Regions from separate parts of the Homo sapiens genome. Here region 2 is linked to region 1. Evidence: chromatin contacts called from ENCODE Hi-C data. All regions are on one chromosome and are shown on one strand. The core of a region is the stretch at or near the end of the contact, and the rest is flanking DNA. Distances in the headings are between cores, read along the strand shown.

Region 1 (2,700 bases), core at 96-2,595:
TGCTCCTGGGGATAACATCACTATTGTAAAACCTAAGATCAGTGCTTGAGATATTTTGCAGAGCCTGGACTCGGTGGATCAGCTGATGCCACACAGACCGGTAATTGGGCTCACCCAGTTCTGCCATCCCACCCAGGAACAGAAGACAGCAAGAAAACCTCACGTCGACCCCCCATGATTCCATCTCCAATCTGACCAATTAGCACTCCCACTTCCCAAGCCCCTACCCGCCAAATTATCTTTAAAAATTCTGATCTCCGAATCCTGGGGAGACTGTGTTGAGTAATAATAGAACTCCGGGCTGGGCGCGGTGGCTTATGCCTGTAATCTCAGCACTTTGGGAGGCTGAGGCAGGTGGAATCACTTGAGGTCAGGAGTTCCAAACTAGCCTGGCCAACATGGTGAAACCCTGTCTCTGCTAAAATACAAAAATTAGCCGGGCGTGGTGGCGGGCGCCTGTAGTCCCAGCTACTGGGGAGGCTGAGGCAGGAGAATCGCTTGAACCTAGGACGGGGAGGCTGCAGTGAGCCGAGATCATGCCACCGCACTCCAGCCTGGGCCACAGACAGAGACTCCGTCTCAAAACAAAACAAAACAAAACAAACAAACAAACAAAACAAAAAACTCCGGTCTCCTGCACAGCCAGCTCTGCGTGAATTACTCTTTCTCCATTGCGATTCCCCTGTCTTGATAAATCGGCTCTGTCTAGACAGCGGGCAAGGTGAACCCACTGGGCAATTACAATGTCACTCAAGGTCTGAAATGGAATGTTTAATATTTTCAATTACATTAAAGAGAAGAAAAAAAGTAAAAAACAGGAAAACAAAAAACAAAATAAAAACAAAGATTGTTAAAAATTCAATTACATTGTCTTTTCCTAGCCCTAAAATTTTTCTTTTGCAAAAGAGTCTTGTGAAACAGATTAAAGGCTTAAAAAGAAACAAAACTCCTAAATTTCAGGGGTAATTTGCAAAATAAAAGATTTCTTTTGCATTATATCATTCACACTGCAGAAAGGTTTCGGTTCTATGCAATCTGATCTTTTTCCACTTTTTAAAAGTTAATTTGCTTTTACTTAGCACTATTATAGAACAGGTATTTTCAAATAGTTTTGCAATTAAACACAAAAACTATAATTTTTGTGGCGAAGTAGGTACTAGTTGGCAAACACTGTTCCTTAGTGTAAAACAGAATTCTAAGTTTTCAGAAATGGAGTCCTAAAACTAGCACTGGTCTTGCAAATCAAGTTCTGCAGCTTAGTTTGGGAAAGGTTCCCTTTTGGCTCAAGGCTTAACTGGCTCCACCCAGCTGCTGAAATGTGATACAAGTTGTAACAAAACCGGAAGTTGGTTAGGCTGCCTTCGCTTCTCAAGGTAAGTGTCACGTCTTTTTCCTTAATGTCAAAGCTCTTTGTAAAGCGTTAAAAATCAAATCCAGCTTAGCGACAGACTGGAGAGCGAGTGCCTGTGCTGACCAGGGCAGTCGGCCAGGCAGAACGGGTGCTGTATTCCGAAACTATGTTCTGGAGCTTGAATTGAGCTAATGAGTGTTCACTAACGAGTTAGGTTAATATGTCCTGTGACTTTGACTAACAAGCTTTAATTCCAAGATATGGGTGGTTATAAGTAGAGACGTGTTTGGGATCCTGAAAATCATTGACTTTATTCTTGCAGGAGTTTTTTTTTTGTTTTTAATTTTAAATTTAAAACTGTAGGAACTCTTTTTTTATATTTAAAGCTAGTGGCATGGTTACCTATATCAGGGTCACTTAGAACCTTATTTGGTTTTTAAAGTGGCTTTTTATCTAGAACTTTTAGTCCCCTTACCCTCCCACTCCCTAGCCCTGGTGTGTCGTTAAAATTTCAGAAAGACTCCAGGGTGGCAAGGTGTTATCACTGCACTTATTTTTGTGTGTGCTTGTCATACTGCCCTAAAGGGTAAAGGGGATTTTTCAAATTGTAAATGTGTTATTAGGAATATTTCTTAACATAGCTAAACTTTTCAGTTCAGATATTTTCATTTGCTTCTGTATTTTTATTTTTTATTTTTATTTATTTATTTATTCATTTATTTTTGAGACGGAGTCTCGCTCTGTCCGCCAGGCTGGAGTGCAGTGGCGCGATCTCGGCTCACTGCAAGCTCCGCCTCCCGGGTTCAAGCGATTCTTCTGCTTCAGCCTCCTGAGTATACTGCTGGGATTACAGGCGCCCGCCACCACGCCCGGCTAATTTTTTGTATTTTTAGTAGAGACGGGGTTTCACTGTGTTGGCAAGGATGGTCTCTATCTCCTGACCTCGTGATATGCCCGCCTCCGCCTCCCAAAGTGCTGGGATTACAGGCTTGAGCCACCGCGTCTGGCCTATTTATTTATTATTTTCGAGACGGAGTGTTGCTCTTGTGGCCCAGGCTGGAGTGCAACGGCGGGATTTCGGCTCACTGCAACCTCTGCCTCCCGGGTTCAAGCAATTCTCCTGCCTCAGCCTCCTGAGTAGCTGGGATTACAGGCAGGCACCACCACACCCGGCTAATTTTGTATTTTTAGTAGAAACGGGGTTTCTCCATGTTGGTCAGTCTGGTTTCGAACTCCCAGCGTCAGGTCATCTGCCTGCCTCGGCCTCCCAAAGTGCTGGGATTACAGGCGTGAGCCACCGCGCCCAGCCACTTCTGTATTTTTAAAAAAGTGGTAAGATTTGAGTATTA
Region 2 (2,715 bases), core at 21-2,520, 1.6 Mb before region 1:
AAAGGGAAACTAATCTATAGTAACAGAAGACTTCTTGGGGCAGGAGGGTAGCAAATAATTAATTGCAAAAGCGGAGGAGGGAACTTTTTATAGGAATGGAAATATTCCGCATCTTAATTGCAGTGATGTTTACACTGATATATGCATTTGTATGTAAATAATAACCCAATGAAACTGATTTCTTTTAAAACATAATGATTAATAAAATGTTGGGAACTGGGAAGAATGGGCATAAAAGGACCATCAAACTAAAGCGGGTATAGGGGGGTGCCACAGCCAGAGCAGCAAGAACAGGGGGTGGAGTCAGTATGCCCAGCGGCTATATGTGTTAATAGCAGGAGTCACCTTAAATGATCACTTAGAGGAGTTGAGCACACTGTGTGATTCTGTTTATTGGGCAGATGGCAAGAGTAAAGTATTTTTCACTGTTCACTGTCTGATGAGAAGTTTTTAGCCAAGTCAACAATACATATTTAGGGGAAAGTAGATTTTGCATGGGACAATTTTATACTGTATGATGTCTTACACATCAGAGCACTGAACTGAATGGGCTTAATGAGAGAGCTACCTGGAGATATTGCCAACAGGAAAGAGCTTTCTAGAATTGTTTGAATAGTCATAACTCTATAACAAAAATAATCAAGAAGAAGAACACAGTCTTTGTCTGAGCCATGGGGATCCTCCATTTATTGTACCATTTCCCCTTTGAAAATGGATAGCCTTGGGTTGAAAGAGGCTACCCACTGATTCCGCAGTAAGTAAATGAAGAAATACATTACTTCTTATTGGTGTTTATCTGAACTGGCTCAAGGCAATGTTGGTATTGTACCCTGCAATGACAGTGGAAGAATTTGTACATAGGCTAAGCAGTTATGCATACATTACAATTAATCAATGTTGTCCTTAGGGATAATGATGCCCAGTTCTTTCATCAGAAGCTAAAAGAGTATATTTGTATTCCTGCATGGCCCTTTTGACTAGGGGGTAGGTAGCCAAGCTACTGTTCTCTTGGAGATCTGCCTGTCAAGACTCAAGGTAATGACAAAAACCCTAGCAAACTTTCCTAATTATTCTTGTCTGACTTCTTACTGGTCGCTTTCAACCCATGAGTGAAGAGAAAGAGAAAGAGAAAGAGCGTGTGGCTTCCTCTACTCACTCAGTCATTCATTTAACTAGCAAAAGAAAGTCAGATAACATTTACATTGAAATGGGCTGCCTCAGAATGTACTCAGGAAGAGGTGTGCACCTAACCATCAGGAAAGGGTGATTTAGGGAAGTGTGACAGAATGAGTTATGGCTCCCCAAATATGTCTGTGTCTTAAACACCAAGAAATGTAAATGCATTGCTTTAAATGTAAAAAATGGACTTTGCAGATATGATTAGGGTAGGAATCTTGAGATGGGAGATTATCCTGGATTATTTGAGCGGGCCCATATAAGAGGTCTGTATAAGGGAAGGAAGTAGAGAACCAGTCAGAGTAGGAGATTGGCTGATAGAAGCAGAAATTGAGTAATTTGCTTTGAAGATGGAGGAAGGGGGCCACAAGCTAAGCCCTGAGAGCAGCCTCTGGAAGCTGAAAAAGGCAAAGAGACAGATTCTCCCAAAGAGCTTCCAGAAGAAATGCAGTTCTGTTAATGCCTTGATTTTAGTCTATAAGATCCATGTTCAGCTTCTGACTTCCAGAACTGTAAGACGATACATTTGTCTTGTTTCAAGCCACAAAAGTTGTGGTAATTTGTTCTAGCAGCAATAGGAAACTAATACAGGAGAAATCCTATATTCTATGAGGGTTAGACCAGGAGATATGTATGTATGATTCTAAATTACAAAATGTGAAATGCTAATTGATTGACTACTTCAAATTCTGTGCCCAGCATGCTCTTCCAAACTCAAAACTCTGTCCCTCCTTCTTCTTAGTCATTGCTCTTGGTGTTCGTGTGTGTGTGTGTGTGTGTGTGTGTGTGTGTTTTCTACAACCTACCTCCATTTACAAACTGATGAGAAGCAAGTCAAGATACAGAAACAGAAGCCATTTCTTTTCTATTTGCCCTCATTAGTTCTCTCCTTGCCCTACTTTGGCCACCAAACACTTAAATGCATTCATTCACTTCCTGTGTGTCTGTTATGTCCTGTATCCTTGTGTCCTCTGCCCTGTCTTCATGTAACTGACAGCCTCACTCCCTACCCCCAACCCGTAGGGGACTCCCCATTCCCAAGAACGTACCTACTAACTATTTCCATTACTTGAAACAACTGGCAATTTGGCACAGAAGCTAGCTAGCATTGCTTATGAAATCTAGAGAAGCAGTGTTGGTGCCCCATTCTAAGTGGGATAGAGAATGGGCTTCTAGAGGGCCAGTCTCATGCGATTAATATAAGTAATCATTAAGACATGAGTTCAGCTATGGGACAAAAATAAAAGTTTGATCACTGATGTTGCCTCTGGCAAATCTTGGCCAGAAGAGGGAGAATGTTAACCGAAAATAAAGTTCTAAGCTCCCCATCTGACTGAATGACCCTCCCCTCCTTGGCCAACGGGATTCCAAATTAACCTGAAAAACTAGTTCAGGTCACGACAGGAAATGAGAATCAGGCATGCCTCATTATACTCTCCTGCTTTTAGAGTTTAGACACAACTGACCAATATTAACATGAAAACGGAGATCTTAAAACAGCCTCTTTGTAGCAATGACATACAAAATTCCAACCTGCCT

What was found. Hi-C counts contacts between places; a loop is a spot of excess contacts on that map. Pooled maps may share reads with other maps.
Region 2: a pooled map shows a loop between it and region 1 (2.8-fold over the local background). The contact joins the enhancer-like site here to the promoter of FRRS1 in region 1. A Hi-C loop is called at or near these places in 2 of 50 pooled maps.

The regions. Positions count from the first base shown.
Region 1 is chr1:99,765,280-99,767,979 of GRCh38, reverse strand. FRRS1 (ferric chelate reductase 1) reads left to right here and starts at 1,345. Exons shown (of 17, transcript NM_001361041.2): 1 at 1,345-1,373.
Region 2 is chr1:101,378,611-101,381,325 of GRCh38, reverse strand. No RefSeq gene overlaps it. Among named protein-coding and RNA genes, the nearest start is that of LINC01307, 56 kb to the right of the region's middle. Within about 2 kb of position 1,270, at least 2 of the 41 ENCODE cell types and tissues checked have a DNase peak (open chromatin) inside an H3K27ac peak, as active enhancers do.